2 separate regions of the Homo sapiens genome follow, and region 2 is linked to region 1. A link is an interaction called in ENCODE POLR2A ChIA-PET data of the cell type or tissue named here. Cell type or tissue: GM12878. All regions are shown on one strand. Links, peaks and the distances in the headings refer to the core of each region. The heading gives the core; the rest is flanking DNA.

What was found. Peaks named below come from ENCODE experiments on the same cell type or tissue, not always from the same donor. Only the 100,000 strongest peaks of a DNase experiment are listed, where the experiment ranks them.
Region 2: POLR2A ChIA-PET joins it to region 1 with 5 read pairs; 19 of 35 experiments call an interaction of 5 or more read pairs at or near these places.

Annotation. Positions count from the first base shown.
Region 1 is chr12:113,227,656-113,233,028 of GRCh38, reverse strand. All of the region lies in intron 2 of TPCN1 (two pore segment channel 1), which reads right to left. Among named protein-coding and RNA genes, the nearest start is that of TPCN1, 8.9 kb to the right of the region's middle. RefSeq lists enhancers at 991-1,541, 2,658-2,707, 2,778-3,127. In GM12878, for the core only: no CTCF peak of the experiment used is centred there; a DNase peak (open chromatin) is centred at 3,058; H3K27ac peaks cover 4,668 bases.
Region 2 is chr12:113,320,120-113,325,492 of GRCh38, reverse strand. It overlaps SLC8B1 (solute carrier family 8 member B1), which reads left to right. Exons shown (of 16, transcript NM_001358345.2): 3 at 4,145-4,297; 4 at 4,385-4,437; 5 at 4,586-4,643; 6 at 4,807-4,912; 7 at 4,995-5,162. Among named protein-coding and RNA genes, the nearest start is that of SLC8B1, 12 kb to the left of the region's middle. RefSeq lists a silencer at 2,802-3,002. In GM12878, for the core only: no CTCF peak of the experiment used is centred there; no DNase peak of the experiment used is centred there.

The sequences.
Region 1 (5,373 bases), core at 70-5,069:
CCGACGCTCTGCCTTGGTGAGGCCCTGAAAAAGCCAGGGGAATGACTCCAGCGGAGCCAAATGCCCAAGCTCGGTGGGAGCCTGTGAAAATCTAATTGCTGCTTGGTCTCCAGCTGCTACACGGAGGCGTCCCAGCTTGGCAGGGGCCACCTGCTGTGCCAGGAGTGAGGCAAGAAGGATCTGAATCGTGGCCTGGGTTCAGGACCTCTGCTCATGGAGGATATTCCAAGGAAGCCCAGTTTCTGCCATGATAATAATGCCTATGACCGGCTGAGCACTGACCATGTGATCACACACATGCTCTCACTCAATCCCCCATGACGACTCTACTGGTAGATGCCATCATGGTCACATTCTACAGATGAGCAGGCTGAGGCTTAGAGCAGCTAAGCACTATACTCAGCTCAACCACTCCACTCACCATGGTATCACAAGTGACAAAAGCTGTGCAAGCCCCTTGGGCTTCTTCACTCTTTGGCAAGTATGCTGGGGCCATCTGGTCAGAGGCAGAGCCACGGCACAGACATCAGTGATGGAGCGCACACCTCGGGGTGTATTCTTCTCTGGTGCCAGCCGGCGAGGATCTCTCCCAACTCCTCCTGGCTACGGCGGCCCTGCGGCCAACAGCTCTGGCCCACCTTGACTGAGCCTGGTGCCAACTCGCCCTGGCTGCATGAAGACCCTGAAAAGGGGACCAGGGTGCCACATGGGGGCCCCTGCCAGGGGGCAGGGATCCTCCACATTGCTGAGGCTGCACTGTGTCCTAGGGAACTCCAGATGATGTGCCAGGCATCGGCGTGAAGGAGGGAGAGGTCAGCTCTCTGCGCTGTGACCTTGGGCCTTAGCTGCAGGACCTGTCACCTGAAAACCATAAACAACCCGGCACCAAAGCAGAGACGGAGCATCCTGCTCAGACCTCAGCCAGCCCCCGCGAGCCCAATCCTTCCTTCACTCAGAAAAGGCACATGGTCCAGCCCATCTTAGGCAGCAGCTGGCTTTAAAGGCAGGGAGAAGGCAGAGCTGAGTGTGACCAGAGTTACCCTGGGAAATTCCTTGGACTGCCCACTACATTCAGACTCGTCCTGATTCCCTGAATGTGGTGGGTGAGACCACCGCCTGTCACGCGGTGTGGACTGTGGTCTGTCTCTACACTGCTCTAACAGTGGCCCCGCTGACTGTTTTCAAGGTTATTCCTAGTTTCCAGGCTTTAAATACCTCTGCTCATACCTGCCTCCTTTATCAACCTGACACCATGCTGCCTGTGAGTCATTCATTAGCACTGCAGCAGCCGCACTTAGAGCCCAAAGATGTCTGAGTCTTGGATTAAATCCACAATTGCCCATATAAGGAGAAAAACCCAAACCCTCCAGTTTCCTGCAGGGATAAGGCCCTCACATAGGGTTAAAGGTCACAGGCAGCACAGCCAGATTCCTCAGTCCCTGCCTCTGAAGAATGGGTAGGAGTGTGATGGCCTGAACTGTGTCCCCCTCAAATTCATAGGCTGAAGTCCTAACCCCCAGTAGCTCAGAATGTGACTGTCTTTGGAGAAAGGGCCTTTAAAGGTGATTAAGGTAAAACAAGGTCATATGGATGAGCCCTAATCCAATAGGACTGGTGTCCTTATCTGAAGAGGACAGACACACAGACTCAGGGACAATCATGTGGGGACACAGCAAGAAGATAACCATTTGCGAGCCAAGGAAAGAGGCTTCGCAAGAAACCAAACCTGCTGACACCTTGGTCTTGGACTTCCAGCCTCCAGACCTGTGAGAAATTAGATTTCTGTCATTTAAGCCACCAGTCCATGGTGTTTTGTTAGGGGTGCCCAACCAGACATGGAGCGTGGAGGTACAGTGCTGAGAAGGCCTCAGCGGCTGCTGGGCCAAAACAAAGGCCAGGCTTGATGGTGACTCAGCCTTAGAAAGCTTGCTTCGTTCCCAGTAGCCCATGCTCATGTCGTTGCCAACTCCGCGGATGGCCTGCATCTGCATTCTGCCAACTCCTTAGTACTTCAAAGGTTTACAGCAACCAAAGACAAAGGTCAGTGATGGCAGCCACCAGGACACTCAGCTGTGCTGAGAGCAATGGGACTCAAAGCAATGGTGAGGAGAGGCGGCAGGAGGGAGGCTGCCCACCTCTAACTCGGGCCCTTACACTGCCACTCCCATGGGCTGCGAGGCCCCAGAAATCCAAGTACGTTGATTCTGACCACTATTTGTTGAGTACCTGCATATTGTGGGCACTGAGCTATGTGATACAAAGACAAATGGATGGGCCAGGCATGGTGGCTCATGCCTGTAATCCCAGCGCTTCAGGAGGCCAAGGCGGATAGATCACTCGAGGTCAGGAATTTGAGATCAGCCTGGCCAACATGGTGAAAGAATGTGACTGTGTTTGGAGAAAGGGCCTTTAAAGGTGACTAAGATAAAACAAGGTCATATGGATGAGCTCTAATCCAATAGGACTGGTGTCTTTATCAGAAGAGGACAGACACACAGACTCAGGGACAATCACGTGGGGACACAGCAAAAAGGTAACCATTTGGGAGCCAAGGAAAGAGGCTCTACTGAAAATACAAAAAATTAGCTGGGCGTGGTGACACATGCCTGTAGTCTCAGCTGCTGAGGTGGGAGGATCACTTGAACCTGGGAGGTGGAGGTTGCAGTGAACTGAGATGGTGCCACTGCACTCCAGCCTGGGTGACAGAGTGATACTCCACCTCAAAAAAAAAAAAAAAAAAAAAAAGATGAATGGATCTCAGGGCCTAGTAGGTGATCAGATGGTTAAATGTGTAATTACCCCACTATAATCTACTTGTAATAATGGAAGCCTAATCAAGATACCGAAGCAGAAAAGGGTAGTGAGTAATTAGCTCTGTCAGGAAGGGGAAGTTCAGTGAAGGCTTCAAAGAGATGGTGTTATCAGCAGGATTTTCAAGACAGAACTGGAGGCCACGAGCAAACAAGAGGCTGAGAAAGGGATTCTAGACTGACTTGCCAGCAAGGTGGAAAGGTTTAAGAATGCACAGGGGATTCACCGAACTAAATGCAGTATGATGCTGTGGACTGAGGCAGGAAATGGGACTGGTCAAGCAAGAAGGCACTAGAACACGCAAGGCTTCGTTGCCAGCTGAAGAGCTTGCCCTCCCCAACCCCCATAGAGGGATGGGAAAGTCCCAGGAAGCTTTAAAACAAGGCAACAACCAGGTTGGGCTTGTGTTTTAGATGGACTGCTCAGGGCCGGGTGTGGTGGCTCACGCCTATAATCCTAGCACTTTGGGAGGCCGAGGCAGGTGGATCACTTGAGGCCAACAGTTCGAGACCAGCCTGGCCAACATGGTAAAACCCCCGTCTCCACTAAAAATACAAAAAAATTAGCTGGGTGTAGTGGCTCACGCCTGTAATCCCAGCTACTTGGGAGGCTGAGGCAGGAGAATTGCTTGAACACGGGAGGCGGAGGTTGCAATGAGCCGAGATTGTGCCACTGCACTCTAGCCTGGGTAGCAGAACGAGACTGTCTCAAAAAAAAGGACTGAAGGACTGCTCCTCAGACAGCAGGGACAGGGGGACGCTGGGGTAGAAGGTCAAGGCCAAAATCCAAGCATGAAATATCAAAGGCCTACTATGCTAAGGCAGAGCAGGCCTCCTCTGAAAACTCTTGTTTACTTGCACAGGTCCTACCCTTCTTCCCAGCCAGGCTTGGTGAATTACACCCACAAGTCATTGAGGTTTTAAAAAATGACCCAGTAAGAAGCTGAGAGAAGAAACTAAGATACTAATGTGCTGTACAGGAAAAACAATGTCCCTGGACCCCAGCAGTTAGTTATACATTTCTTTATTCTTGAGAAACAAACCAAAGCAAGCCACTGACTTTGCCAAGATAAAAGCAGCCTTGCTAGTGGCCTAGCCAAGGGGAGTCTTATTGTGTCTCTGGCCTATTTCCTATTCATCAACATTCAAAGCCTGATCTTGACACAGGACTGGGTTGCTCTCTTGCCCCTTTCATCCCACAGGAAAGCTGGACACCCCACCATCAGGTCAGGCACGTTGGAGGGACTTAAAAGTGACACTCACGATGACAGCCAGGATTCCCATTTAGAATCTTAAGCCTGGCTATTTCCAGACACAAGCCACACCCTTAGTAGGCCAACCACCCTCCCTCACTAGGCAGCATTCCTCTCTAAAGCTGAAACTGAGCCACAATCACTTTCATCCCTTTCCCCAAAGCGCCTTCCACTGTGGTGTGGGAGGAAAGACAGGCTTTACTGCTTACTAGCTGTGTGACCTTGGACAAGTCACTTAACCTCTCTGAGCCTGTCTCCTCCTCTGTAAAATACAGATAATAATAACAACCCTATATTGAGGTTATATGAGGAGATAATATAAATGCTAAAGGTCTGTACTCACCTTTTATTTTTTTGAGACAGGGTCTTGCTCTGTTGCCCAGGCTGGAGTGCAGTGGTGCAGTCATAGCCCACTGCAACCTTCCTGGGCTCAAGCAATCCTCCCACCTCAGCCTCCTGAGTAGCTGGGACTACAGGCATGCACCACCATACCCAGCTAAGTTTTTAATTTTTTTGTACAGCCGAGGTCTCGCTATGTTGCCCAGGTTGGTCTTGAACTCAAAGTCACTGGGCTCAAGTGATCTTCCTGCCTTGGCCTCCCAAAGTGCTGTGATTAAAGGTGGGGGCCACCACGCCTGGCCTGTGCTCACATTTATTAAGGGTGATGAAGAAAAAAGGAGAGGGAGGAGCAGCTGAAGAAGTAAAAGAAGGAAGAGGAGAAGGGGAAGGAATTCTGGAGTCAGATGATGCTGGGTTCAAATCTCTGCTCAACCATTTCCTGGCTGTGTGACTTCAGACAAGTTACTTGACCTCTCTGACCCATAGTTTCCTCCTCTGTAAATAGGGATAATACTGCCTAGCCTTGCAAAGGGATTTCAGAAAGAAAACAGATAGTCTGAAATCAGAGCCACTGCTTTCTCATCCCTGAGTGGCACTTGGGGAAAAATCAAGTTTATGTTCGAATCCTTCTGGGCAATCCAGCTCTGCCACCCTAGATGAGGGTGAACACAGTGAAGCAAAGAGAGGCCTGTTTCTAGGCAGCCAGGGCTCCCCACCACACTCACATCCCTGGAAACACTGCTCTCCTTCATCAGTTCCCAGGGGAGGCCACCAAACTCCCTGCAACTCAACTGAATTCTCCCTGGACAAATGAGACGGGAGAGCCTGGCTCGTCTCTCCTTGGCCCCAAACATCTCTGCCCTGACTGGGGAGCACTGGGAGACGGTGGAACATCCATTTGCTAAGCAGACCCTAAAGCACTGCTTCCTGATGTCTTAGGACCCTCCAGAAAAGGCGAGTTATTTTAAGCC
Region 2 (5,373 bases), core at 226-5,225, 92 kb before region 1:
GCCAGGAGTTGAAGACCAGCCTAGGCAACATAGCAAGACCTCCATCTCTACAAAAAATAATTTTTAAAAAAATTAACTGGGTGTGGTGGTGCATGCCTGTAGTCCCAGCTACTTGGGAGGCAAAGGCAGGAGGATCACATGCGCCCAGGAGTTCGAGGCTGAAGTGAGCCATGATTGCCCCACTGCACTCCAGCCTGAGTGACAAAGCACCTGGTCTCTAAAATAATAAAATTCAGTAAACAAGGAAATGAACAAAATAAAGATTGTGATAACTGCTGTGAATGCAGAAAACTGGGTATTAATAGTGGAGATAGGGGTAATAACTACTTTACATGGAAAGTCTCTGAGGAGGGCAAATTTGAACACCTGTAATCTCATTTGATTCTTTTATCAATGGGGTTGGTATAATTAGTCCCATTTTACAAATGAGACTGAAGCTCAAAGAGAGGAAGGGAATTGCTACAGATACAGCTCTTAGATGGTAGAGCTGGTTGGGCATGGAGGCTCACACCTGTAATCCCAGTACTTTGGGAGGCTGAAGTAGGTGGATCACTTGAGGTCAGGAGTTCAAGACCAGCCTGGCCAACACAGTGAAACCTCATCTTTACCAAAAATACAAAAATTAGCCAGGTGTGGTGTTGTGTGCATGTAGTTCCAGCTACTCAGGTGGCTGAGGCAGGAGAATCACTTGAACCCAGGAGGTGGAGGTTGCAGTGAGCCAAGATTGCTCTACTGCACTCCAGCCTAGGCGACAGAGTGAGACTCTGTCTCAAAGGAAAAAAAAGGGGCTGGGCGCAGTGGCTCACACCTGTAATCCTAGCACTCTGGGAGGCCAAGGCAGGTAGATCACTTGAGGTCAGAAGTTTGAGACCAGCCTGGCCAACGTGGTGAAACCCCATTTCTACTAAAAATACAAAACTTAGCCGGGCGTGTCGGTGGGCACCTGTAGTCCCAGCTACTCGGGAGGCTGAGGCAGGAGAATCAGTTGAACCCGAGAGGTGGAGGTTTCAGTGAGCCGAGATTGTGCTATTGTACTCCAGCCTGGGTGACAGAGGGAGACTCTGTCTCCAAAAAAAAAAAAAAAAAAAAAGGTAGAGCTGAGTGGCTGAGTGGGTATTATGCTCAGGTTGTCCTGATCTCAAAAAAAGAAAAGTTTTTTTTTTTGTTTGTTTGTTTTTTTTTGAGACAGGCTTGCTCTGTCACCCAGGCTGGAGAGCAGTGGTGCCATCATAGCTCACTGCAGCCTCAACCTCCCAGACTCAAGCAATCCTCTCACCTCAGCCTCTGAAGTAGCTGGAACCACAGGCGTGTGCCACCATGCCTGGCTCATTTTTAAATTTTTTTGTAGCAATGGGGTCTTACTATGTTACCCAAGTTGGTCTCAAACTCCTGGGCTTAAGCGATCCTCCTGCCTCAGCCTCCCAAAGTGTTGGGATTACAGGTGTGAGCCAGTTTACCTGGCCACAGATTTCATCTTCCCAGCTGGCATGTGCTTTCTGAGGACAGGACACTGTAGAAAGATTGAGGGGTTGGGGCAGGGCTGGGGGTTTCAGTCTCTGCTCAGGGGATACTGTATGGGTGGGTAGAGCTCTTAGCAAAAATTGGTGAGAAGGCCAGAGGCTCAGAGATAAGAAATCTCACTTCCAGTCTGGTGTTAGTGGGAGTTCAGAGAGGGCTTGTGGAGGAGGTGGAACTGTGGTTTGACAAAGCTTTTAAAAAATTATAATGAAATACACATAACCTAAAATTTACTGTCTTAGCTTTTTTTGTTGTTGTTTTTTTTTGAGATGGAGTCTCACTTTGTCACCCAGGCTGGAGTGCAGTGGTATGATCTTGGCTCACTGCAACCTCTGCCTCCTGGGTTCAAGCGATTCTCCTGCTTCAGCCTCCTGAGTAGCTGGGACTACAGGTGGATGTCACCACGCCTGGCTCATTTTTGTATTTTTAGTAGAGACGGGGTTTCCCCATGTTGACCAGGCTGGTCATGAACTCCTGACCTCAAGTGATCCGCCTACCTCGGCCTCCCAACGTGCTGGGATTACAGGCATGAGCCACCACACCTGGCCAGACTTGCAGTTTAACAATGACATTCCTATCACATTGATCTGAATAAGGCTGCTCATAGCCAATGTGGGTGCAGGCTTATGAGAATTGCTTATTTCCCATTCCTGGTGGGAGTGTATGTAGGTAGAGCTTGGCCAGGGCATTTTGGCAAAATCTAGCAATGTTGAAGATCCCTTGTCAGGGCCTTGAGCATTTCTTTTGGACTGTACTATTTTGGTGGGCTTTTGTTGACTTCCAGTTGCCAGTTTATTGTTCTAGAACCACTTATAAGCATAGTAGGCTAGAGGTGCTGGGGAACTAAAACCTCCATCTAGCAGTCCTCACCCAATGGCTGATGAGAGTTGGTGTATAAATATCCCAGCTCCCTTGCCTCCTGATTAAGCTCATGGTGGTGGTAACTGGCTCAACCCAGCCTTCGTTGGCAGCTATCCCTTCTCTGTACCACTTCTTTTCTCCTATTTCTTTTATTTTTTTCTTTTGAGACAGGGTCTCACTCTGTCACCCAGGCTGGACTGCAGTGGTACAATCATAGCTCTCTGCAACCTTGAACTTCCAGGCTCAGGTGCTCCTCCCACCTCCTCCTCCTGAGTAGTTGGGACTACAGGCGTATGCCACCAAGCCCGGCTAGTTTTTTTTGTATTTTTTGTAGAGATGGAGTTTTGTCATGTTGCCCAGGCTGGTCTCGAACTCCTGAGGTCAAGTGATCCTGCAGCCTTGGCCTCCCAAAATGCTACAGTTACAGGCGTGAGCCACCACACCCGGGCCCACTTCCCTTTCTCTATGTTTGTGTTCCTCAGGTCTCCCAAACATACTATGTCCATCTCAATCTTTGTCTCTGAGTCAGCTTCTGGAGGAACCCAGACCAGGATACCCTCTGATTCAGCACTTTCTCTTCTCAAATCTTCTCTGACAACATTTTTCTCATATGTGCTCAGAGAGTCATGTGTGAGGAAGCTCATTGGCTATATTGAAAAACTAGGCATACCCAAATGCCCAGTAGGGAAATGTTTACCTCAGTGATGTATCACCCATAGTATGAAATACTCTGCTGCAGTGAAAGACTCTGTGGGGAGGCAGGGGAGAACAGTGGGCCCTAGAGCCTAAAACTGCCTGGGTTCCAACCTTGACCCTCCCACTGAGTGCACACGGACATTGTCTCAGTCTCCTTAACTGTTTAATGGGCATGATAATAGTTCCTTCCTCGCAGACTGTTGTGCAGAGTAATTGAGATACATATTTTTTTTTTTTGAGACAAGATCTCATTCTATTCCCCAAGCTAAATGCAGTATTGCAGCCTCAACCTCCTGGGCTCAGGTGATCCTCCCACCTCAGTCTCCTGAGTAGCTGGGACTACAAGTGCACATCACCATGCCTACCTAATTTTTTATTTTATTTTTTTGCAGAGATGGGGTCTTGCTATGTTGTCCAGGCTGGTCTTGAAATCCTGGGTTCAAGCAATCCTCCCACCTCAACCTCCCAAAGTGCTGGGATTATAGGCATGAGCCACTGCCCCCAGCCATCATAGAATTATTGTACAGATTAATTGAGATACATTTTAAGCTCTTAGCACTATGCTTTGCATATAGAAATCACTATAGTATGTTTCAAATTCTGTATATTAAGGTATATTAATATATATATATATATAATGGTAAAAGCAAATTATAGAAACAAGAGATTTGGGATGGATCCATTTCTGTTAAACAAAACAAAGTGTGTAATAGGATATATATACAAATATAATTGATCTGAGAAATGTCTGTAAGGATGTGCTTCAAACTAATTATGGTGGGACCACTGGAGAGGGGGATTTACGGAGGGCAGGGATAAGAAAGCGGAATTTAGAAATCTTATGTATTGGTTTTTTTAAAAAACAAATATGTATTCATGAATTACTTATGTCAATTTCAAGCAGACGTTTATTTTTAAAATTAAAAGTGCATCCATAGTTGGCACCCAGAGGGTATGGTGGCCTTGGAGACCAGGCTGAAGGGACATTATGTTTAGCTGCTTAGATGGGCCTAGTCTAGTTCTCAGGGAAGTCTCTGCCGCTGATGTCCCCCTCCCTGTCTTCCTGCAGTGCCGCAAGGTGTGTGGCCTGAATGTCTCTGACCGCTGTGACTTCATCCGGACCAACCCTGACTGCCACAGTGATGGGGGGTACCTGGACTACCTGGAAGGCATCTTCTGCCACTTCCCTCCCAGCCTCCTCCCTCTGGCTGTCACTCTCTACGTGAGGCCCTGCCCTGGGGGGCTGGTGAGAGGGGCTGGTGTCTCCAGCTGGACTTGACTCTCCCTTCCTCGCCCGCTCCCCACCCAGGTTTCCTGGCTGCTCTACCTGTTTCTGATTCTGGGAGTCACCGCAGCCAAGTTGTGAGTTTGGCTCTGGGCTCCGGTCTGGCTTATCAATGGGAGGAGGGGTCCCAGGAGGCTGACATTCGGTCACCCTCAGTTTGGGGGAAGGATAGGGGTCCGGGGCCGGTTACTACGGAAATGCTTCCCGTCCGCTTTTTCTCCGTAGTTTCTGCCCCAACTTGTCGGCCATTTCTACCACACTGAAGCTCTCCCACAACGTGGCAGTATCCTTTTGTCCAGTGTCCTGCACCCTGGAGGGAGGGCAGTTGTGGGGAGGCTGGGAGATAGGGTCATGTCTATCCCCGTGTGGGGAAGCTGGGGGATAGGGTCGAAGGCCTGGGTGGGCTGCAGCTGCGATCCTGGCCCGCCTTGACATGCTCCCCACATGGCGTCACCTTCCTGGCATTTGGGAATGGTGCACCTGACATCTTCAGTGCCCTGGTGGCCTTCTCTGACCCGCACACAGCCGGCCTGGCCCTTGGGGCACTGTTTGGTGAGAGCAGCCCCAGTGAGGGGGGCGGGGAAAGCAGCAGGAGAGGGTGCAGGGTGGCTGAGCTCTGGCCTCCTCCCCCCAGGCGCTGGCGTGCTGGTTACCACAGTGGTGGCCGGAGGCATTACCATCCTACACCCCTTCATGGCTGCCTCCAGGCCCTTCTTCAGGGACATCGTTTTCTACATGGTGGCTGTGTTCCTGACCTTCCTCATGCTCTTCCGTGGCAGGGTCACCCTGGCATGGGCTCTGGGTGAGCAGCTCTGGGGCTCAGGCGTGAGATCCCAGGGCTGATGGGCAGGAGGTTTAGGAGGTGCCTGGGACAGAGAGGTGTGAGGGGTGGTCAGTGGGGGCTTTGATTTGATTACAAGTGACAGAAACCCTCCTCAAGCTGGCTTGAGCAAAAATGGGAACATGTGGGTCACATAACCAAAGAGGCCTGGCAGAGCTGGGGGCTGGGGAGG